Linked DNA regions of Homo sapiens: region 1 is linked to region 2. The links are chromatin loops, found by intact Hi-C in ENCODE. Cell type or tissue: HepG2. All regions are shown on one strand. Each heading gives the region's core, and the rest is flanking DNA. Links, peaks and the distances in the headings are about the cores only. Region 1 has its middle 38 kb from the start of ARG1. Region 2 overlaps LOC102723445 (a long non-coding RNA gene).

Region 1 (12,234 bases), core at 2,624-10,623, 420 kb before region 2:
ATTAGTCTGGCTAGTGGTCTATTTTGTTGATATTTTCAAAAAACCAGCTCCTGGATTCCTTGATTTTTTGAAGGTTTTTTTTTGTGTGTCTATCTCCTTCAGTTCTGCTCTGATCTTAGTTATTTGATCTTTTCTGCTAGATTTTAAATTTGTTTGCTCTTGCTTCTCTAGTTCTTTTAATTGTGATGTTAGGGTGTCGATTTTAGATCTTTCCTGCTTTCTCTTGTGGGCATTTAGTGTTAGAAATTTCCCTGTAAACACTGCTTTAGCTGTGTCCCAGAGATTCTGGTACGTTTTGTCTTTGTTTACGTTGGTTTCAAAGAACATCTTTATTTTTGCCTTCATTTTATTATTTGCCCAGTAGTCATTCAGGAGCAGGTTGTTCAGTTTCCAAGTAATTGTGCAGTTTTGATTGAGTTTCTTAATCCTGAATTCTGATTTGATTGCACCATGGTCCGAGAGACTTTGTTGTGATTTCCACTCTTTTGTATTTCCTGAGGAGTGTTTTACTTCCAATTATGTAGTCAATTTTAGAATAAGTGTAATGAGGTGCTGAGAATAATGTATACTCTGTTGATTTGGGGTGGAGAATTCTATAGATGTCTATTAGGTCCACTTGGTCCAGAGCTGAGTTCAAGTCCTGGATATCCTTGTCAATTTTCTGTCTCATTGATCTGTCTAATATTGACTTTGGGGTGTCCCACTATTACTGTGTGGGAGTCTAAGTCTCTTTGTAGATCTCTAAGAACTTGCTTTATGAATCTGGGTGCTCCTGTATTGGGTGCATATATATTTAGGATAGTTATCTCTTCTTGATGCACTGATCCCTTTCCCTTTATGTAATGCCCTTCTTTGTCTCTTTTGATCTTTGTTGGTTTAAAGTGTGTTTTATCAGAGACTAGGATTACAACCCCTGCATTTTTTTATTTTTTATTTTTTGCTTTCCATTTGCTTGGTAGATATTCCTCCATCCCTTTATTTTGAGCCTATGTGTGTCTCTGCCTGTGAGATGGGTCTCCTGAATATAGCACACTGATGGGTCTTGACTCTATCCAACTTGCCCGTCTGTGTCTTTTAATTGGGGCATTTAGCCTTTACATTTAAGGTTAATATTGTTATGTGCAAGTTTGATCCTGTCATTATGATGCTAGCTGGTTATTTTGCCCACTAGTTGATGCAGTTTCCTCATAGTATCGATGGTCTTTACAATTTGTTATGTTTTTGCAGTGACTGGTACTGGTTGTTCCTTTCCATGTTTAGTGCTCCCTTCAGGAGCTCTTGTAAGGCAGGCCTGGTGGTGATAAAATCTCTCAGCATTTGCTTGTCTGTAAAGTATTTTATTTCTCCTTCACTTATGAAACTTAGTTTGGCTGGATATGAAATTCTGGGTTGAAAATTCTTTTATTTAAGAATGTTGAATATTGGCCCCCACTCTCTTCTGGCTTGTAGGGTTTCTGCAGAGAGATCGGCTGTTAGTCAGATGGGCTTCCCTTTGTGGGTAACCCAACTTTTCTCTCTGACTGCGCTTAACATTTTTTTCTTCATTTCAACCTTGGTGAATCTGATGATTATGTTTCTTGGGGTTGCTCTTCTTGAGGAGTATCTTTGTGGCATTCTCTGTATTTCCTGAATTTGAATGTCGGCCTGTCTTGCTAGGTTGTGGAGGTTCTCCTGGATAACATCCTGAAGGGTGCTTTCCAACTTGGTTCCATTCTCCCCATCACTTTCAGGTACACCAATCAAATGTAGATTTTGTCTTTTCACATAGTCCCATATTGGAGGCTTTGTTTATTCTTTTTCATTTTTTTTTCTAATCTTGTCTTCTTGCTTTATTTCATTAAGTTGATCTTCAATATCTGATATCCTTTCTTCCGCTTGATCGATTCGGCTATTGATATTTGTGTATGCTTCATGAAGTTCTCGTGTTTTGTTTTTCAGCTCCATCAGGTCATTTATATTCTCTAAAGTAGTTATTCTAGTTAGCAATTCATCTAACCTTTTTTCAAGGTTCTTAGCTTCCTTGCATTGGGTTAAAACATCCTCCTTTAGCTCGGAGGAGTTTATTATTACTCACCGCCTGAAGCCTACCTCTGTCAATTCTTCAAACTCATTCTCCATCCAGTTTTGTTCCCTTGCTGGCGAGAAGTTGTGATCCTTTGGAAGAGAAGAGGCGTTCTGGTTTTTGGAATTTTCAGCCTTTTTGTGTTGGTTTCTCCCCAACTTCGTGAATTTATCTACCTTTGGTCTTTGAAGTCAGTGACCTTTGGAGGGGGTCTCTGAGTGGACGTCCTTTTTGTTGATGTTGATACTATTCCTTTCTCTTTGTTAGTTTTCCATCTAACAGTCTGGTCCCTCTGCTGCAGGTCTGCTGGTGTTTGCTGGAGGTCCACTCCAGACCCTGTTGCCTGGGTATCACCAGCGGAGGCTGCAGAACAGCAAAGATTGCTGCCTGTTCCTTCCTCTAGAAGCTGTGTCCCAGAGGGGCACCTGCCAGATGCCAGCCAGAGCTCTCCTGTATGAGGTGTCTGTCAGCCCCTATTGGGAAGTGTCTCCCAGTCAGGATACACAGGGATCAGGGACCCACTTGTGGAGGCAATCTGAACCTTATCAGAGCATAAACACTGTGCTGGGAGATTCACTGCTCTCTTCAGAACCGTCAGGCAGGGATGTTTAAGTCTGCTGAGGCTGTGCCCACAGCTGCCCCTTCCCCCAAGTGCTCTGTCCCAGTGAGATGGGGGTTTTACCTATAAGCCCCTGACTGGGACTGCTGCCTTTTTTTTCAGAGATACCCTGCCCAGAGAGGAGGAATCTAGAGAGGCAGTCTGGCCACAGTGGCCTTGCTGAGCTGCAGTGGGCTCCACTCAGTTTGAACTTCCTGGTAGCTTTGTTTACACTGTGAGGGTAAAATCCCCTATTCAAGGCTCAGTAATGGTGGACGCCCCTCCCTCAACCAACCTCGAGCACCCCAGATCGACCTCAGACTGCTATGCTGGCAGTGAGAATTTCAAGCCAGTGGATCTTAGCTTGCTGGGCTCTATGGGGGTGGGGCCCACCAAGCCAGACCTCTTCGCTCCCTGGCTTCAGCCCCCTTTCCAGGGGAGTGAATGGTCCTGTGTTGCTGGTGTTCCAGGCACCACTTGGGTGTGGAAAAAAAAACCTCCTGCAGCTAGCTTGGTGTCTGCCCAAACAGCTGCCCAGTTTTGTGCTTGAAACCCAGGACCCTGGTGGTGGAGGCACCGGAGGGAATCTCCTGGTCTGCGAGTTGTGAAGACTGTGGGAGAAGTGCAGTATCTCGGCCTGAGTGCACCATTCCTCATGGCACGGCACAGTCCCTCATGGCTTCCCTTGGCTAGGGGAGAGAATTCCTTGACCCCTTGTGCTCCCTGGGTAAGGCGATGCCCCACTCTGCTTTGGCTCACCCTCCATGGGCTACACCCACTGTCCAACCAGTCCCAGTGAGATGAACTGGGTACCTCAGTTGGAAATGCAGAAATCACCCGCCTTCCACATCAATCTCACTGGGAACTGCAGACGAGAGCTGTTCCTATTCGGCCATCTTACCAGCAATGCTTGGGATGCATTCTAAGGACAAAATACTGACAAAAATTTTTAAACTTTTTTCAATGGTAATATTGGTATTGTTTCTTAAAATTATTTTCTTTACATTATAGGAAAAAATACAAAAGGAAAGAGATACATTTATAAAATTAAAGAAATCAAGTAAAAACACTGTATTGCTAAAGCTGAAAATATCAGTATGAACTCATGTTCTTAAAAATGTATATCTTCCAGCTTCCAACTCTGTCCATGGTATATCCAAGATGCAATGTCACTGCATTAGCAACTGGCTCTCTTAAAAAGGTGAATTTGACTGTCTTAGTCTGTTTGTGCTGCTATAACAAAATATCTGAGACCAGGTGATTTATAAAGTACACAGTTCTATTTTCTCACAGTTCTGGAAGCTGGGAAATTCAAGATTAATGTGCCAGCAGGTTCAGTTGTCTGGTGAGGGCTGCTCTCTTCTTCCAAGGTGGTGCTTTGTTGCCGTGACCTCCAGAGAGGAGGAACACTCTGTCTTTATGTGGTAGAAGGGATGGAAGGGCCACAGAGGAGGAATGCTTCATCCTCACATGGCAGAAGAGTGGAAGAGAGCAAACCCACTCCCTCGAGTCCATTTATAAGTTCTATTTATAACCCCCTCCTTGAAGGCTCTGCCCTTATGACTTAATAACCTCTTAAAGACCCCATCTCTTAATACTACTACATTGGCAGTTCAGTTTCAACATATGAATTTTGGTGAGTGCACCATCATTCAAACCAAAGTACTTATATGATTCCCCACTGAAGGTATTCAGATCTTGTGCCCAAAAGCAAGCAAAGAAACTCATAAAGATTAATGGAGTCCTATCAAAGGGACTCAGAAGCCAGCTTAAAGTGTCTTCTGATTACATTTGTGACCATTTGAACAACCACCCCTGCCCTGATTGTAGTTTTTTGAAATTCATTAAATTTATTAAAAATCAGAGTTTATAATGACATTAACAAAAGGGGAAGTCAGAAAAAAAGGATATCACATATCACTAATTAAAATAATTATTAAACTAATTCTTTATTCTCAAAATTTGTGAGTAATGGGAAAGAATAAACAATTCATCCTTCTTTTAAGCAGGGACTGTATCACAGGGTAAACAGAAAGCTCCAGTTAATAAGGAATGTCCCCAATCAACACATGTGAAGTGACAGAATTAGGAAATAATCATTTGGCAACAATTAAATCAACCAGTCAGGCCATGAACTGGTGTTGACACTATTAGATGAATGATGGGTAGGGAACTAGACACCTATATGAGGCCATGATAACCACACAGAGATTAGTTTCTTCTTGCAATGGAGGGTTCAAGATGTTATCCCCACTCTCAGTGGTCTCTCTCAGCATCCCACTGGTGGACAACCAGATATTGTGGGCCTATTAATGAGATGCAATATGAAGTAAAACACATCATCTGTGACGTAGTCTAGCCCAAATCTAATAGAGCCTTTATATCTAAATTCCAATGTACAGAAACAAGCTAAATGATACCACAAAGAAACAATCAGAGACATCCAGAATTTGGTGTATTTTCTTCATTATGAGTTATTCTCTTCAGCAAGACAGTGTCATTAAAATGTGACTGGCCTGATTAAAAGGGGCAAGAAATGGCAGTTAGATGCAATGTGTGGTCTCAAATTGGATCCAGTTTTGGACAAGCCAAGTATACGTGATTTGGGGGACATTTAGGGAAATTTAGATGTGGGCTGGTTATTAGATAAGATGACTATTTTAAAATAATGTGTTTAAAGTGAGAAAATGTTATTTTGGCTAAATATGAAAATACTCTTATCTTTAAGTGATGCAACTGATATAGTAAAATGCCTTGATGGCCAGCAGTTACTTTAAAATAATTAGGCATGACACTGGCAATGTATATAGAAGTTCTAAAAATTATATAAAAATAAACCAAGTAGAAAACAAAGAATGGGCTAGGTGCAGTGGCTCATGCTGTTATCCCAGCACTTTGGGAGGCTGAGGCAGGCAGATTACTTGAGGTCAGGAGTTCAAGACCCAGCCTGGCCAACATGGTGAAAACCCAACTCTACAAAAAATACCAAAATTAGCCATGTGTGGTAATGCACACCTATAATCTCAGCTACTCAGGAGGCTGAGTCAGGAGAATCCTTTGAACCCAGGGAGGCAGAGTTTGCAGTGAGCTGAGATCATGCCACTGCCCTCCAGCCTGGGTGACAGAGTGAGACTCCGTCTCAAAAAATAAAAATAAATAAATAAAAATAATAATTCTGCACAAAAATAAACATTTAGACGGCTGCTGGTCAATTAGAAAGCACATTTTTGGCCAGGCGCGGTGGCTCACGCCTGTAATCCCAGCACTTTGGGAGGCCGAGGCGGGCGGATCACGAGGTCAGGAGATCGAGACCATCCCGGCTAAAACGGTGAAACCCCGTCTCTACTAAAAATACAAAAAATTAGCCGGGCGTAGTGGCGGGCGCCTGTAGTCCCAGCTACTTGGGAGGCTGAGGCAGGAGAATGGCGTGAAGCCGGGAGGCGGAGCTTGCAGTGAGCCGAGATCCCGCCACTGCACTCCAGCCTGGGCGACAGAGCGAGACTCCGTCTCAAAAAAAAAAAAAAAAAAAAAGAAAGCACATTTTTTTTCACTGAGATAATTATTTTTTACAATAGATTATTTATTACATTATACTACAAAGTTATCCTTTCTCCGGGGATTTTAAATTACGCAGCCTAAACCTACAATCTGTGCTGGCTGTACTACTTCAGCCAGCAGGAACAACCCACGATGCCATTGAGTGCAAATGTGGATTCATTTTCTAGGGCTGCCATAGTAAAGTTCCACTAACTGGGTGGCTTAAAACAACAGATATTTATTCTCTCACAGTTATGGAGGCTAGACGTTCAAGACCAAGATGTCAGCAGGGTGAGTTCCTTCTGAGGGCTGTGAGAGAGAGCGTGTTGCGTGCCTCTCTCCTAGCTTCTGGTGGTTTGCTGGCAATCTGTGGTGTTTCTTGGCTTGTAGAGACATCACCCAAACCTCTGCCTTTATCTACACCAATTTCCTTTTTTTTGTAAGGACACTAGTTATATTACAGCCCATCCTACTGACTTCCTTTTAACTTGATTTCCTTTGTTAAGGCCCTGTCTCCAAACAAGCTCATGTTCTGAGGTACTAGAGGGGTTAGGACTTCAACATACAAGTTTTGTAAGACACAATTCAATTCATAACAGCGCAAAAGAGCAAAGTTTATAATTGTGCTGTCAAACCATGGCCCCAAGAAGCCTAAGGATTCACAAACTACACAACCCTCAGTTGCCTCCCAGGAAGGGACAGTAGACAGGGCTTCACCTTCGCTGCCTTGGATCAGAGCAGCACTGCCTCTCCCTGCTTACACGTTGATTTTCACGTGAGAGTTCCTGAAAAAAGAAAAATGATCAGAAAACTGTTCTCTGTGTAAAATACTAGCAATACCCTTTAGCCTTGTGCCAGCCCGGGCAGTGACAGCAGCATGACACAGATGAAAAGCAAGTGCCAGCCACTTCCTAGCCCTCACTGGATCGCTGCATTTTCTTCTTGCTCTAAAATTCTAAGAATTGATCCAAATGAATTGCACTGTTTTACAATATTATTTTTCCTTTGCCTCCTGGGAGTAAATTTGATTTTCTTAAGAAATGTCCTGATTCAGAAAAGTGGTTTTTGTTTACTGACAGTCATGGGCATGACATAAGACTTGAAAATTCAGTCTTGTTCATTTATATATTTTTTTATTATGTGCAATTTGGAAATACAAAAAATACAAAGAAAATAAAAGAATAACACTATCCAACGAGTATATTCTTTTAGAAATTAGAAATCAAAACATGATATATAAACACTCTCAAACTTTGTTATTAAAACCTATTACACAAGAGGGCGCTAGATTAACGTATAAGAGGATGCCCCACAAAGGCCAGGCATGTAAATTAGCTATAGTATATAGTATATAATGTAACCTAAGATAAAGTTTAGCCATTGTTTTTTTTCAGAGCTGAGAATTGGCAATAGTTACGAATTATTTTTTCACATTCCATATGGAATTTAATCTCTTCACATCTGTGAATCCAAAAATTTATCTGAAGAAATTGTCCCAACAGACACACAGACACACACACACACACACACACACACACACACACACAGAGAGAGAAAGAGAGAGAGAGAGCAACATGATCCACTCCACAAATGCCTGGAGAATATATGCACACATCTCTCACTCGACCTGAAACAGCAATGAGGTTTTACATTATTAACTGTTTTTATTACCCATATAATGTGTTATGTTAAGTAATTAGAGGCAGTTGTCAAAATAAATTAAGTAAACTCTATTGGTGATGTAGCTTGTCCTTAAAAAGGTTATTCATTTACATGTTTGCTTAGTTTAAATCTATAAGGAAATTATGTGTTTTTAATGCACAGTTTATTCTGGCAGGCTTGTTCTTCCTAGCTTTACGGTTCTCTATCTCACAGAGTTACTTATAGACATCATCAGGACAAATCAACAAAATTTTCAGGAACAGGAAGAAATGTACAGAAACATGCATATCCTCATTTGAAATTTGCCCAGTTTAAACATCCAAAGTATAAAGATTTGAATTTATGTAGAAGGAAAAAGTCAATAAGCTCTGGTTAAAGTTCAAGGGAAAAGATGCTCACAATTCTAAATCTCATTCTACAGTAAAGTCTTTTGATAGGTATCCAACTAACAACTTTGCAAAGAAAATTAGAATTTTTACTAAGTCTCTCGCCACCCCCATCACACTAGACTACATTAAAAACAGTGTGGGTTCTAGGCATAGATGGACTTGAGTTTAAATCCCAGACTGAGGCTTGATTTTCTTACCTCTAAAATGGAACAAATATTCCTGACCTATTTGGTATATCATGATGGCATTTCAAATAAGACAATGTTTGCACAACATGCAGATCAAGTATTTATAAAGTGTTAGATACCTTTCCTCTTTCTTTTTTTCCCTTTTCTTATTTCCCTTCCTGCTTTCCTCTGTTTCCTTCTTTTTTCCTGATTTGTCTGATTTCAAAAGGTGGCAGGCTTCCAAGAGTGGTAAGCTTTATATGTTGTGCTTACAATCACGTTTAATATTTGGTTGTTTTTATCTGTGAACCATTCCTAACCCCCAGGCCCACCCACTGCCCACACCCACATTTAGAAATTCACACAGGTAGTTCCTTGGGGGCTGTACTCTGAGCAGTGCATACAGTGTCTGACTCAGAGTAAGTGTTCTAAGCATTCTTAAATGTATATTTCAAAAGGGGGCATATTCTTTTCCTGTTACTGTTCATTTCAGCTCTATGACACACTACACTTCACTATTAGACAGGGTTTTTTTTGTGTGTGTGTCAGGCAACAGAATCATCCACTCCACTGGTGTAAGACAGGGACTGTTTAAGGGATATGTGCAGCTCATTTTTCAATTGTTGGGGTTATTGCAGAATCAGACTGAATTTCCAAGAGCTGTTGAATCAGAAAGCCCCTGCCATGGCTGCCAGCACAAACGTGCCACCTCGGCCGTGACCTCCATTAGCAAAAGGGGACACCCCAAACCCTGCCTTTCTCTATACATGACTCAGCTATGAATCAAAATCTCATGTGAGAGCCTCTAAGGGTAGAACCTGAGTTACATTTGGAATGCTACTTTTTTTTTTTATACTTTAAGTTCTAGGGTACATGTGCACAACGTGCAGGTTTGTTTCATAGGTATACATGTGCCATGTTGGTTTGCTGCACCCATTAACTCGTCATTTACATTAGGTATTTCTCTTAATGCTATCCCTCCCCCTGTCCCCCACCCCACGACAGGCCCCGGTGTGTGATGTTCCCTGCCCTGTGTGCAAGTGTTCTCATTGTTCAATTCCCACCTATGAGTGAGAACACGTGGTGTTTGGTTTTCTATCCTTGTGATAGTCTGCTCAGAATGATGGTTTCCAGCTTCATCCATGTCCCTAAATAGAACAGCTCTGGTCTGCAGCTCCCAGCATGATCAATGCAAAAGACTGGTGATTTCTGCATTTCCAACTGAGGTACCTGGTTCCTCTCATTGAGACTGGTTGGACAGTGAGTAAAGCCCACGGAGGGTGAGCCAAAGCAGGGCAGGGTGTCACCTCACCCATGAAGTGCAAGGTGTTGGGAGATTTCCCTTTCCTAGCCAAGTGAAGCCGTGACAGGCTATACCTGGAAAAAACGGGAAACTTCCGCCCAAATACTGCACTTTTCCAACGGTCTTAGCAAACCGCACACCAGGAGATTATACTGCATGCCTGACTCGGCGGGTCCCATGCCCACGGAGCCTTGCTCACTGCTAACACAGCAGTCTGAGATTGACCTGCGAGGCAGCAGCCTGGCAGGGGGAGGGGTGTCCGCCATTGCTGAGGCTTGAGTAGGTAAACAAAGAGGCCAGGGAAGCTTGAACTGGGCGAAGCCCACCACAGCTCAGCAAGGCCTGCTGCCTCTGAACAAAAGGCAGCAGAAACTTCTGCAGACTTAAACGTCCCTGTCTGACAGCACTGAAGAGAGCAGTGGTTCTCCCAGCATGGTGTTTGAGCTCTGAGAATGGACAGACTGACCCCCATATAGCCTAACTGGGAGACACCACCCAGTAGGGGCCGACTGACACCTCATACAGGGAGGTGCTCCTCTGGGATGAAGCTTCCAGTGGAAGAATCAGTAGCAATATTTGCTGTTCTGCAGCCTCCGCTGGTGATGCTCAGGCAAACAGGGTCTGGAGTGGACCACCAGCAAATGCCAGCAGACCTGCAGCAGAGGGGCCTGACTGTTAGAAGGAAAACTAACAAACAGAAAGGAATAGTATCAACGTCAACAAAAAGGACATCCACACTGAAACCCCATCTGTAGGTCACCAACATCAAAGACCAAAGGTAGATAAAACCACAAAGATGGGGAGAAACCAGAGTAGAAAAGCTGAAAATTCTAAAAACCAGAGCGCCTCTTCTCCTCCAAAGGACCGCAGCTCCTCACCAGCAACAGAACAAAGCTGGACTGAGAATGACTTTGATGAGCTGACAGAAGTAGGCTTCAGAAGGTTGGTAATAACAAACTTCTCTGAGCTAAAGGAGGATGTTCAAACCTATCACAAGGAAGTTAAACACCTTGAAAAAAGATTAGACGAATGGTTACCTAGAATAAAAAGTGTAGAGAAGACCTTAAATGACCTGATGGAGCTGCAAACATGGCATGAGACTATGTGACGCATGCACAAGCTTCAACAGCTGATTCGATCAAGTGGAAGAAAGGGTATCAGTGATTGAAGATCAGATTAATGAAATAAAGCAAGAAGAGAAGTTTAGAGAAAAAAGAGTGAAAAGAAACAAACAAAGCCTCCAAGAAATTTGGGACTATGTGAAAAGACCAAATCTATGTTTGATTGGTGTACCTGAAAGTGATGGGGAGAATGGAACCAAGTTAGCAAACAATCTTCAGGATATTATCCAGAAGAACTTCCCCAGCCTAGCAAGACAGGCCAACATGCAAATTCAGGAAATACAGAGAATGCCACAGAGATACTCCTTGACAAGAGCAACCCCAAGACACATAATTGTCAGATTCACCAATGTTGAAATGAAGGAAAAAATGTTAAGGGCAGCCAGAGAGAAAGGTCGGGTTAACCACAAAGGGAAGCCCATCTGACTAACAGTGGATCTCTCAGCAGAAACTCTACAAGCCAGAAGAGAGAGGGGGCCAATATTAAACATTCTTAAAGAAAAGAATTTCCATCCCAGAATTTCATATCCAGCCAAACTAAGCTTCATAAGTGAAGGAGAAATAAAATCCTTTACAGACAAGCAATGCTGAGAGATTTTGTCACCACCAGGCCTGCCTTACAAGAGCGCCTGAAGGAAGCACTAAACATGGAAAGGAACAACCAGTACCAGCCACTGCAAAAACATACCAAGTTGTAAAGACTATTGATGCTAGGAAGAAACTGCATCAACTAACGAGCAAAATAACCAGCGAACATCATAATGACAGGATCAAATTCACACATAACAATATTAACCTTAAATGTAAATGGGCTAAATCCCAATTAAAAGACACAGACTGGCCAGTTGGATAAAGCTTCAAGACCCATCAGTGTGCTGTATTCAGGAGACCCATCTCATGTGCAGAGACACACATAGGCTCAAAATAAAGGGATGGAGGAATATTTACCAAGCAAATGGAAAGCAAAAAAAAAAAAAAAAAAAAAAAAAAAAGCAGGGGTTGCAATCCTAGTCTCTGATAAAACAGACTTTAAACCAACAAAGATCCAAAGAGACAAAAAAAGGCCATTCCATAATGGTAAAGGGAACAATTCAACAAGAAGAACTAACTATCCTAAATGTACATGCACCCAATACGAGAGCACCCAGATTCATAAGGCAAGTCCTTAGAGACCTAAAAAGAGACTTAGACTCCCACACAATAATAATGGGAGACTTTAACACCCCACTGTCAATGTTAGATCAACGAGATAGAAGATTAACAAGGATATCCAGGACTTGAACTCAGCTCTGCACCAAGCAGACCTAATAGACATCTACAGAACTCTCCACCCCAGATCAACAAAATATACATTCTTCTCAGCACCACATTGCATTTATTCCAAAACACACCACA
Region 2 (12,234 bases), core at 2,494-10,493:
AAATTCTATTTAAATCCTAAAAAGGAACCAGTAAAGAGAGACAGAAAAGGAAAAACACTGGCTGGGCGCGGTGGCTCATGCCTATAATCCCAGCACTTTGGGAGGCCGAGGCGGGTGGATCATTCAAAGTCGGGAGTTCGAGACCAGCCTAACCAACATGGTGAAACCCCATCTCTACTAAAAACTCCACCAGGCATGGTGGCACGCACCTGTAGTCCTGGCTGCTTGAGAGGCTGAGGCAGGAGAATTGCTTGAACCCAGGAAGTAGAGGTTGTAGTGAGCTGAGATCGCACCACTATACACCAGCCTGGGTGATGAAGTGAGATTCTGTCAAAAAAAAAACCAAAAAAACCAAAACTGAATAATGGGGGTGAGAGCTATAGAGTCTGTTCAAATGAAGGCAGTGATCTCACACAGGATGGAAGCAAGTTAAGGAAAGATGGGTCCTGGTAAGTATTTGGATGGGTCGTGATTAAGGGAACTACTTTCTAAAGATGTCAATTTGCTTGATGGAAATAAGTGAAGTCATTTGCTGGGAGGAGAGGAAGACACTGAGGAAGGACTCTTGGCAATTTGGAAGTTATAGGTGTACAAGTGATCATTGAAACTATGGATGTGGATGAGGTCACCGAGAGAGGGTATATAAAGTTAGAAAATTAGAGGGCTGCAGACGGAAGACCTTCACTATCTTTGCGATTAGAATCTGAATTTTTTTTTTTTACATTTTGTCAGCTGCCTGAATTATTACATACTTAATGCATTTCTTCTTTTCTGGCCAAGAATAAGAAATAAACACTGTTGAGGACATTTACATCCAGAACATTGATTCTTTTTCTTCAGTTAAAATAAAAGAGATCATTTACTTATTACGAGGTATACTCTAGCTTGTATTATTTACTCAGAAGATAATGATGTCTTATATTGTGGATTTTGAGATAATCTCTATTTTTATACACTGAAGTAGTTAGTGTTCCTGACCACATTTTGAGCAAATGCCAGATTGGCAGATTAGGCTTAACAGCTCTAATTAGGCTTCCTGAATTTGATTAGTGCTAGGGATTAGTTTCTTCTTTGATAGTTTATTTCACAAGATTTCTTAGTTTGAAACTGTGTTTTGCTGACTATTTTTGGTATCATATACATCATATAAACCATCATTATACATTCCAATAGACCATTCTTCATTGATGATTTGTTGTTGTTATTCCCTGGTAAGATTTTCTGAATACTAAAAGGAAAATATTAAGAGCGATATCAAATTTCACTTTCTGGGTCATCAGGGCTCTATATTACTATTTGTTGGTTTCATTATCTTCCTAACGTGCCGGAAATTATTGATGCAGTTTATGTTCAAACTTCTCATTGTTCATTCTAAAATGTGTGTTACAATTGTTTTTTCAGGAAGATATTAACATAGATTATAGTAATAGGATATTAATATCTGGGCTAGCAGATTTTACATCTTATTCAACTTAGTCATCTCATTGCTTATTTGGCATAAGTATTCCTCGTTTTTTAGTTGTGCAATTGATATTTAAAACAGGCATCATACAAGCCTTAACTGGCAATGCTAATCTTATTTGCATTCCAATTAGAGTATAATTGACAATTACACTATGAGGTTTTCTTTGAATATTGTAAGAATTAGAAGATACAAGAAGTGGAAAAAGTAGTAAAACTTTAAGAGTACTAGAGAGAAATAGAATCAGAGTGGGAGGAAATTTGAGTCTATTTTCCCTTACACAGTAAAATATTTCCTTACAGATGGTCATCTATTTGAATACATGGTCCAACTAAAAGCTCTTTGTCTAAATATTGTGTGGTTTCAAACGGCAAATATCTTCATTGTCTATTGATTGATCTAGTAATATAGTGAAAGACAAAATAATTATAGCCAACCAAACTGCAAAAATTCCTTTACTATAAAGTATTAGCTACAAGGCAGGCATGGTGGCTCATGCCTGTAATCCTAGCACTTTGAGGGGCAAAGGCAAGTGGATCCCTTGAGCCCAGGGGTTCAAGACCAGCCTGGGCAACATGACAAATCCCATCTCTACAAAAAGTGCAAAAATTAGCCAGGCGTGGTGGTGTGCACCTGTAGTCCCAGCTACTTAGGAGGCCGAGGTGGGAGAATCTCCTGAGCCCAGGGAGGTGGAGGCTGCAGTGAACTATGGTTGAGCCACGGCACTCCAGCCCAAGTGACAGAGTAAGACTCTATTTCAAAAAAAAAAAAAAGAAAGAAAATATTAATTACCCAAGGTCCTCTGATTTTTTTCATTCTTTTATCACTTCAGAGTAACAGTAAATTTTATAGACATAATTTATATATATATAAACCATATATAATACTATGCCACTTTTAATTAATATCTTTCAAATATCTCTCTCAAATAGGTATTTTATATATATAATAATTTGTATTATATTATAATGCCTTATTGTGTTAATATGCAATCATTTGTTTAACCAGTCCCCAAATCTTGAGCATTTCCAGTAGAATCCACTTACAAATATCCTTGGATTTTTTTCTCTTTCATTTGTATCATTTTCTTGATCCATATACCAAAAGTAAATTTATCAAATTAAGAGGAATGTTCCATTTTATGGGGTTTTGGGGGTTTTTTGTTTGTTTATTTTTGTTGGTTTTTTTTTTGCGTAGGTAAAATATGGTAGTCATATGATGACAATCTATACAGCAATTACAGAGGATGGACTGATCTACATTAACTAACATGCACAGATCTCAAAAACATCATTAAGCAAAGCAAACAAATTGCTAAACAATTCAATATACCATTTGCATTAAACACACTATTTCCAATGAGTTCATATATGTATGTAAAAATATTAAAGTCTAAATGGAAGTATAACAAACATAACAGCCATTAAGAGGGGAAGGGACAGGAATGGGGAGTGGTTGGTAGCTGAATGACAGTATCTTTATAACAACCTAGTTTCTCAAAAGGATAATGAATTCATGCATTGCTTGGGTAATTAGAATGGATTTAACTTTTAAAACAAAAAAGCTGGCTGGGCACGGTGGCTCATGCCTATAATCCCAGCACTTTGGGAGGCCAAGGTGGGTGGATCATGAGGTCCAGAGATCGAGACCATCCTGGCCAACATGGTGAAAACCCGTCTCTACTAAAAATACAAAAATTTGCCTGGCATGGTGGCACATGCCTGTAATCCCAGCTACTCAGGAGGCTGAGGCAGGAGAATTGTTGAACCCAGGAGGTGGAGGTTGTAGTGAACCGAGATCACGCCACTGCTCTCCAGCCTGGCGACAGAGTGAGACTCTGTCTCAAAAAAAAAAAAAGCAAAAAAGCCATATACAGATTTGAATAAAAGAGTGATGGTGTTCATGAATGAGTGAAGGCTGAGCTCATCGCACCAGGCTTTGCTGCCTCTGCATGACCCTTGTAGCTAATGAGGTTAGTTCCTAAAAGGAATCTCACACGTGTTAGGCTGGGATGTGGCCCAGCATACCTCTCCCCTATTTCCTCACAACCCAGATTGGTGCTCAGCCACCCGGTTACCATACATGATTGAAGCTACAGGCTTCCTCAGGCGCTCCACTTACCAAGTAGACCTCATCAGGGCCCTGAAACTTTTATTTTTTTACTTTATTTTATTTTATTGTATTTTTTAAGAATAATAAGTAGCATAAAAAGCATCTGCTTCCCCAAAGCCCTTACTACACTGGGTTTATTATTTACTTGATGTTTTCTAAATCATCAGCAGTGCTGACATTTTTCTATTGGTCAAATATTTATCAAATGCCTAATAAATTCCCAAAAACTCACTGTGTCTTGTAAATAGGCATCATTTGTTCAAGGGGCAGCATGGCGAAGTGGTTAAGGGTATCACTTTGAAAGCCGGATTTCTATCTGTGAAAAGCTTTAGAGGCAGGCCTCCCATACTATTACAGTTTCCTGTAAAATTAAGTATGAGCTCTTCAGCTGTGGATCTGAGGCCTGCCACAATTCATTTCTACACACTTTTTTTTTCTCATTGATAATTATTCTCTAACATCTTTCAAATGGATCAAATTAATAATTTTTTGTTCCCTAACTATCTTTGAAAACGATGTCCAACAACTATATTGTAGTGTATGATACTCACTTCACCTAAAATGCCTTCTGTATCACCTGAAGGAAAAGTTTCAGTCTTTCCTTTTATGACCATCTCATATATCCCCTTCATCTGATCTTTCCAACCAAATAAGGATACTTTCTACTCTGAAAACTTCCTCTGCTTTATTTTTACCTCTTTTGGGGTGATTAAAATATTTTAGCTTTCATTATAAATAATTCTCTTACGAGATAGTTAACACTTTAAGGGAGTCTAACACTTTGCTTAGCACATAGGACAGATTTGATTTTTTTTCCAAAATAAATGATGAATTGACTGATCCATGTTCACACACCGAGGCCTCATTTCATCTGTGCTAAAAATGTGAAGTAGCAAATCCAGGAAATTTCCAGATAATTAAAAAAATTAATTGATTTTCTAGCAATTTCCTGACCAAAGCCTTGAAGAAACTACACTTCTTTTTTTTTTTCTTTTTTCTTTTTTTTTTTTTTGAGACACAGTCTGGCTCTGTTGCCCAGGCTGGAGTGCAGTGGCACAATTTTGGCTCACTGCAACCTTTGCCTCCTGGGTTCAAGGGATTCTCGTGTCTCGGCCTCCAGAGTAGCTGGGACTACAAGTGTGTGCACCACACCTAGCTAATTTTTTATAGTTTTAGTAGAGACAGAGTTTTGCCATGTTGGCCAGGCTGGTCTCGAACTCCTGATCTCAGGTGATCCACCCGTCTCGGCCTCCCAAAGTGCTGGGATTACAGGTGTAAGCCACCATTCCCAGCCTTCTCTTTTTTCTTAATCAATATTTGCCTCATTTTCTCTGTGGAAATGTGACTTTCATAGATCCCAGGGTTGAATCTCAAAGTGTTTGCCCCCAAGACCTTGATGTAATCGGACAAAAGGAAGAAACGCATCATTGGCTTCATTCCACTGTCTGGAGGGCTTAGCACTTTATATCCCTCAACCCTGGCCTCTGGTGTACTCTCCACAATTACTGGGCTCTTGTTTGTTGACCCCTCTCCAATGTATTTGACTTATTTTGGATTGATTGCGTCCCCCCTGCAACCCCTTCATTCCATTTTTTCTCCTCTTCTAATTTGGAAGTGATATTCTCTATGTTGATTGTTTTAAAGGAGTTATCCTAAATAATTAACAGGCATACTTAAAAAAATCTAAAGTTAATGTCTTTACCTTCTCCCCAAATAACACAAGGACCTTCAAAAATTTTAACTTCGACTACTGCCCTGAATTATATGCTGTTATAATCTCTCTTCTCTCTGACAATTGTTAAAAATCATCTCTTTATCTTTGGAGCTTTATAGTTTTAGCAATCTAAGCATGAATTTATTTTACTTATTCTGCTTGAAAACATTGGGCTTCCTGATTCTGAAAACTGGTATCTCTCAAAAGTTTAGAAAAAGCACCCATTTGCTATTTTATTATTGTCTATTTCCCCATAATCTTTTTCTTTCCTTCTTCCAGAACTCTAATTATGTTACGAAGTCTGACTTTGTCCTCAATTCCCTTTAGACTCTCTATACAATAGTTCCCCCTTCTCTGTGGTTTCACTTTCCATGTTCAGTTACTCACAGAACAGTACAATATATCTTAATATTTTGAAAGAGGCGAGGTGTGATGGCTCACACCTGTAATCCCAGCACTTTGGGAGGTTGAGGCAGGCGCATCACTTGAGGTAAGGAGTTCAAGACCAGCCTGGCCAACATAGTGAAATCTTTTCTCTACCAAAAACACAAAAATTAGCTGGGTGTGGTGGCATATGCCTATAATCCCAGCTACTTGGGAGGCTGAGGCATGAGAATCACTTGAACCCTAGAGGCAGAAGTTGCAGTGAGCCCAGATTGTGCCACTGCACTCCAGCCTGGGCAACAGAGTGAGATTCTGTCTCAAAAACCAAGAAAAAAAAGATATTTTGAAAGAGAGGGAAAGACCACATTCACATAATTTTTATTATAGTATATTGTTACAATTGTTCTGTTTTATTTTTAGTTATTGGTGTTAATCTCTTACTGTGCCCAATTTATAAATTAAACTTTATCATAGGTACATATGTATAGGAAAAAACAGTCTTATATATGTAAGATTTAGTACTATTTGCAGTTTCAGGCTTCCACTGGGGGGTCTTAGAACATATTCCCCTCAGATAAAGGGGGACTACTGTATTTTCCAACTCTTTGTTTCTCTGAGCGTAATTTTAAACAAGCCCATTAAATGTTTCCTCCAGTTCACTAATCCTTTCTTCAGCTTTGTCTAATATGCTATTTCTCCAGCTTTTGAATTTTGAACTTCAGGTATTATATTTTTCATTCCTAGGCCATCCATTTGGTTCTTTTTCAAATCTACTTGAATTTTTTCTAGTCTATTGTTCCTGTTTGCAGGTTTTTACTTCTTTAAACATACTAACCACATTATTTTCTAGTCTATATTTGATCATTCTAATATCTGAAATCTTTGCATATTTTATTATAATAACCTTTCTGGCTTTCTTTCTGGTTCATACTTACATTACCTTTATTTCTTATATGTTTTGTGTTTTTTTTTTTTCATTGTGAGCTTGTATTCGATCTTTATCTGAGGAAATTCTTTGAAGCCTGGTTTGAAGTTGCATTCCTCCAAAAAGAATATCGTTTTATTTGTGTCACCAGGGGGCACTATTAACCTGGAACAACTTAAATTCCTTACTTGGCGTTTCATACTACATTGGTAGGGTTGCCAAATAGAATACAGGGCATCCAGTTATGTTTACATTTCAAATAAACAAGAAATTATTTTTTGTGCAATATTTGGGACATACTTATACTAAAAAGTATTCATTGTTTATCTGAATTCAAGTTTAACTACGGATGCTCTATTTTTATTTGCTAAATTTTGCAGCGCTATGCATCACTAGCTTGAATCTGGCTTTAGACCCACATAAGCACTTGGTTGAGTTTATGAATTCTCAGAGAATTTTTTTTCCTCTTCTCCCAGGGCAAAAGTTGAGAGAGGCAAGTTTTCAATGTCTTCTTCTTTAGATAGACATATTTCTTGCTCACTTGTATACTGAGAGTGTTGCCATTAGAAACTTAGCTCTATGCAGGGATCACCTATTAGATTCCTCACCATAGGCCGATCTGTTATCCTCTGCATACCATTTCTCAAAATGTAAATTCAAGGTCCCTTAGGTTGACCCTTAGGGTGAAAACGTGCCTCAGAAATCATTTACCTTTCAGGAGTCTTTTCTTTTCTTTTTTTCTTTGTTGTTGTTTCCATAGATTCCTTACAGTTTTGCCTGCTATATAAAAGCATTTAACATATTATTTATATAGTATATTCAGTACTTGGAGGTTTTTTCAGGCGGCCAGTAGGAGAGAAGGTATTGGGAGTGGGGCCATTCAGAGTATCTCAAATGCTATTCCATCAGAACTAGATATCCTTCAATCCATTCCTGCTGAATCTGCCTTCTGGTATTCTTGGTGTCTCCTTGAAGTTACAGTGTTCCACAACAGTACGTGGGTCTATTCCAGAGTAGTTAGTATCGTGTGTCTTTGCTTTCATACTCTGCAAAAACTGGTGATCTCTCCAGTGACAGAGTACAAGACCTTGCTCTAAGCTCAATCTAATGACTTGGGCATGGTACCACATTAATTTCCTACCAGTGCTCTTTCTCTGAGGCTAGAATCTAGTTCCCTGTGACCTAAATTCTTGGGGAGTTCTACAGTGTATTAATCTAATGCTGCCACCACCACTACCTCAATACCTCAGCATGTCTTCTGAGTTAGTCCTCAGGAATCCCATTCAAACTGGTGTGTCTTAACTACAGTTTCTGGAAACACACCTAAGATTCCACATGGGATTAGCCTTAGATTAGTTTTTTAGTTTCTTTTAGGAAGATCAGTTTTCAGATCAGGATTAGATTCCACTGGGCAACTCTACCTTCATGGGTGAGTGACTAGCAGCTTCTTCCTCGTCCCTATCAGTCCCAGTGTCAGAGGTTTAGTTTGTCTTTCTTCCAGGCCCACCCAGCACAATACACCTTCAGTGGTGTGCTAGAGCTGGCTTATACCAGATTGCAAGAGTCAACTTTTAAACTTTCAGGAATCTTGAGTGCTGGTTATTAAGTCCAGCTATTATTAAAAATTAAATTAGGGAGACATAATCAAATAAATTATATTTAAAACAATGGTAACTATAAAACTCTTAGAAGAAAACATAGGAGTTAATCTCTCTGCTTTGGATTAGGCAATGATTTTTTAAATACGACATGACATCAAAAGTGCAAACCACAAAAGAAAAATTAAATAGGCCGGGCGCAATGGCTCATGCCTATAATCCCAGCACTTTGGGAGGCTGAGGTGGGCAGATTACTTCAGGTCGGGAGTTCGAGACCAGCCTGACCAACATGGAGAAACCCCACCTCTACTAAAAATACAAAAATTAGCTCGGTATGGTGGCGCATGCCTGTAATCCCAGCTACTCAGGAGGCTGAAGCAGGAGAATCGCCTGAACCCAGGAGGTGGAGATTGCAGTGAGCCGAGATTGCGCCATTGCACTCCAGCCTAGGCAACAAAAGCAAAACTCCATCTCAAAAAAATATAACTAAAACTAAAATAAATACATAAATCAAAATTTAAAAGTTTCATGCTTCAAAGGACACTATCAAGAAAGTGAAAGTACAGCCGATATAATGGGAGAAAATATTTGCAAATCATACAAGGGCCTTCAAAAAGTTCATGGAAAATGCATATTATGAAAACATTATGCATGGATTTCAAGTTGTTTTTGCACCAAAATAAACTCATACTAACTTGTTATAAAATATCTGAAGAGGATCTACATTGGGACACTAAGAAGGCTAAGACATCAGTTTGAAAAGAGCTTCTATCAGAGCAATATGACTTCTGCTAAAATTGAAGCAAGAATAAACATCAAATTTATGGTGAAATTTTGGTGAGAGAATGGTGAAATCATTAATGATTTACAAAAAGTTAACGAGAACAATTTCCCAAAGAAATCAGCAGTTTACAAATGGATAACTTGGTTTAAGAAGGGATGAGACAATTTTAAAGAAAAAGCCTACAGTGGGAGACCATCACATCAATTTTCAAGGAAAAAAATTAATCTTGCTCTTGCCCTATCTGAAGAGGATTGACAAATAACAGCAGAAACAATATCAATACCATAGGCATCTCAATTGGTTCAGCTTACATGCTCCTGATTGAAAAATTAAAGTTGAGGGCTCAGTGGCTCATGCCTATAATCAAAGTGCTTTGGAAGCCCGAGTGGAAGCATTGTTTGAGGCCAGGAGCTTGAGACCAACTTGGGCAACATGGTGAGAACTCATTGCTACAAAAACAATTTTTTTTTTTTTTTTTTTTTGAGACGGAGCCTCCCTCTGTCACCCAGGCTGGAGTGCAGTGCGCAATCTTGGCTCACTGCAATCTCTGCCTCCTGGGTTCAAGCGATTCTCCTGCCTCAGCCCCCTGAGTAGCTGGGATTACATGTGCCTGCCACCACACCTGGCTATTTTTTTTGTTTTTTGTGTTTTTAGGAGAGATGGGGTTTCACCATATTGTCCAGGCTGGTCTCGAACCCCTGACCTCAAGTGATCCACCCGTCTCAGCCTCCCAAAGTGCTGGGATTACAGGCGTAAGCCACCACACCCGGACAATCTCCTACTGGCTTTTATTAGTTGTACGTCTTTATGCTGTTTTTACCCAGTCTAAATTTTACAGATAAAACTTGTCTGAGTTCAGTGGCTTACACCTATAATCCCAGCACTTTAGGAGGCCAAGATGGGCGGATCACTTGAGGTCAGGAGTTCAAGACCAGCCTGGCCAACATGGTGAAACCCCGTCTCTACTAAAAATACAAAAAAAAATTTAGCTGGGGGTGGTGTCAGCGACCTGTAATCCCAGCTACTCAGGAGGCTGAGGCAGGAGAATTCCTTGAACCTGGGAGGCAGAGGTTGCAGTGAGCCCAGATCACACCACTGCACTCTAGCCTGAGCAACAGAGTGAGACTCCGTCTCAAAAAAAAAAAATAATAAAATTAGCTAGGTGTTGTAGCACACACCTATAGTCCCAGCTACTCTGGAGGCTGAGGTAAGAGGATTACTGGAGCCCAGGAGGTTGAGATTACAGAGAGCTAAGATTGTACCACTGCACTCCAGCCTGGGTAACAGCGTGAGACCCTGTCTCTATAACTAAACAAAGCAAAACAAAAAAGCCTTTAAAAGGCATCCATTTTTCTTCAGTTAATAATGTAAGAAAAACTACATTGACATAGTTAAATTCTCAGGAATCTCAATTATTTAGAGATGGACTAAATAAGTGGCTGGTGTTTTGGCTTCCAAAAGTGTCTTGACTTTGATGGAGCTGATGTTGAGAAATAATGTTTATATTTATCATTTTTATCTTTTAATTCCATTTTTCCACGAACTTTTTATTTTTATTTTTTTTGAGACGGAGTCTTGCTTTGTCACCCAAGCTGGAGTGCAGTGGCGCGATCTCAGCTCACTGCAAGCTCCACCTCCCGGGTTCACACCATTCTGCCTCAGCCTCCCGAGTAGCTGGGACTACAGGCACTCACCACCATGCCCGGCAAATTTTTGTATTTTTAGTAGAGACGGAGTTTCACCATGTTAGCCAAGATGGTCTCGATCTCCTGACCTTGTGATCTGCCCGCCTCGGCCTCCGAAAGTGCTGGGATTACAGGCGTGAGCCACTGTGCCCGGCTCCACGAACTTTTTGAAGTCCCCTTTTATATCTGATAGAAACGTATATCCAGGATGTATATAAAAACCTCCTATAATTCAATAATAATACAAAATCCGATTAAAAAACAGATAAAGGATTTTGGGTACAGTGGCTCATGCTTGTAGTCCCAACATTTTGGGAGGCTGAGGCAGGCAGATAACCTGACATCAGAAGTTCGAGACCAGCCTGCATGGTGAAACCCCGTCTCTACTAAAAATACAAAAATTAGCTCAGCATGATGACATGCACTTGTAGTCCCAGGTACTCAGGGGGTTGAGGCAGGAGAATCACTTGAACACCGAGTGGCAGGCACTAGGTTGGCTATAATTTTAAAAGACAGACAATAAAAAATGCTGGCAAGGGTGTGGGGAAATTAGAAATGTCCAGTATAGCAAATCCACAGGGACAGAAAGTAGATAGGTGTTTGCCTAGGGCTGGGAGAGGGGTGTGGCTGCTAAGGGTTATGGGGTTTTATCTTTGGAATGATGAAAATGTTCTGAAATTAGATTGTGGTGATGGCTGCAAAACTCTATATAAATATTCTAAAAACTATTGAACTGTATACTTTAAATGGATGATCTGTGTGGTGTATGAATTGTATCTCCATAAGCTGTTAATTTAAAAAATGTAATAAATATGCAAACATATCACTTTCTAATTATTTTACAACATTTTACTATTGTCTAAACTCCTGAGGTTATTTACCGAAAGATGATGCCCAAGTGGCCCCAGGACATAGAATCAAATTGTGTATGATATTAAAACAACAAGAATTGTTTATCTCAACTAATATCTTGTTTATATCTTTGTAACAGACAGCCAGATGGTAGTGAGTGCTAATACTGTGTACTAATCCTTTAGGAGGACTAGTTTGCTTGAGGTTTAGACACAAACAGGAATGATCTGTGCCATTATAAGAAATATAATGATGTCATGAAGGGCTTTATGATAAATAAAATGATTAGAATATGGTATTAAAAATATGTAGCCATTTATCCTATTGCATTTCATCAAGAAATATTAAATATTATAAAAAATGCAAAAATGAATTTTCTCATTCTTGCAAGCAGTCAAGTCTCAGCCGGAAAAATGGAAGTCAATTTAAATATTTAAAGATAAAAGGCTTTAATTTACAGAGAATTAGGTATAGGTACTGTACTTATAAATTTTTGCAAGGGCATAAGGAATGAAAGTCGGAGGAGCTGCCACCAGCTTTCACATTCACAGTCCAAAGAATCTGAAACTTCTTGCTTTCATGCAGAAGTCAGGAGGATGTAAGAGACTGAAATCAATAGTCATGATTGCCCTGAAGTCCTGGGGTGAACGACACAAGGGAATATAGAAGTTGCTGCAAAAAGTCACAACTTCGGGCGGGGTACAATGGCTCACATCTG

What was found. Peaks named below come from ENCODE experiments on the same cell type or tissue, not always from the same donor. Only the 100,000 strongest peaks of a DNase experiment are listed, where the experiment ranks them.
Region 1: it touches region 2 in a loop (8-fold over the local background); 16 of 110 quality-filtered maps call a loop at or near these places.

The regions. Positions count from the first base shown.
Region 1 is chr6:131,529,588-131,541,821 of GRCh38, reverse strand. No RefSeq gene overlaps it. Among named protein-coding and RNA genes, the nearest start is that of ARG1, 38 kb to the left of the region's middle. RefSeq lists an enhancer at 9,958-10,459. In HepG2, for the core only: a CTCF peak has its summit at 7,492 (motif pointing right); a DNase peak (open chromatin) is centred at 7,491; H3K27me3 peaks cover 292 bases.
Region 2 is chr6:131,111,479-131,123,712 of GRCh38, reverse strand. The region is part of intron 2 of LOC102723445 (a long non-coding RNA gene); the gene reads left to right. Among named protein-coding and RNA genes, the nearest start is that of AKAP7, 18 kb to the left of the region's middle. In HepG2, for the core only: a CTCF peak has its summit at 6,765 (motif pointing right); a DNase peak (open chromatin) is centred at 6,772.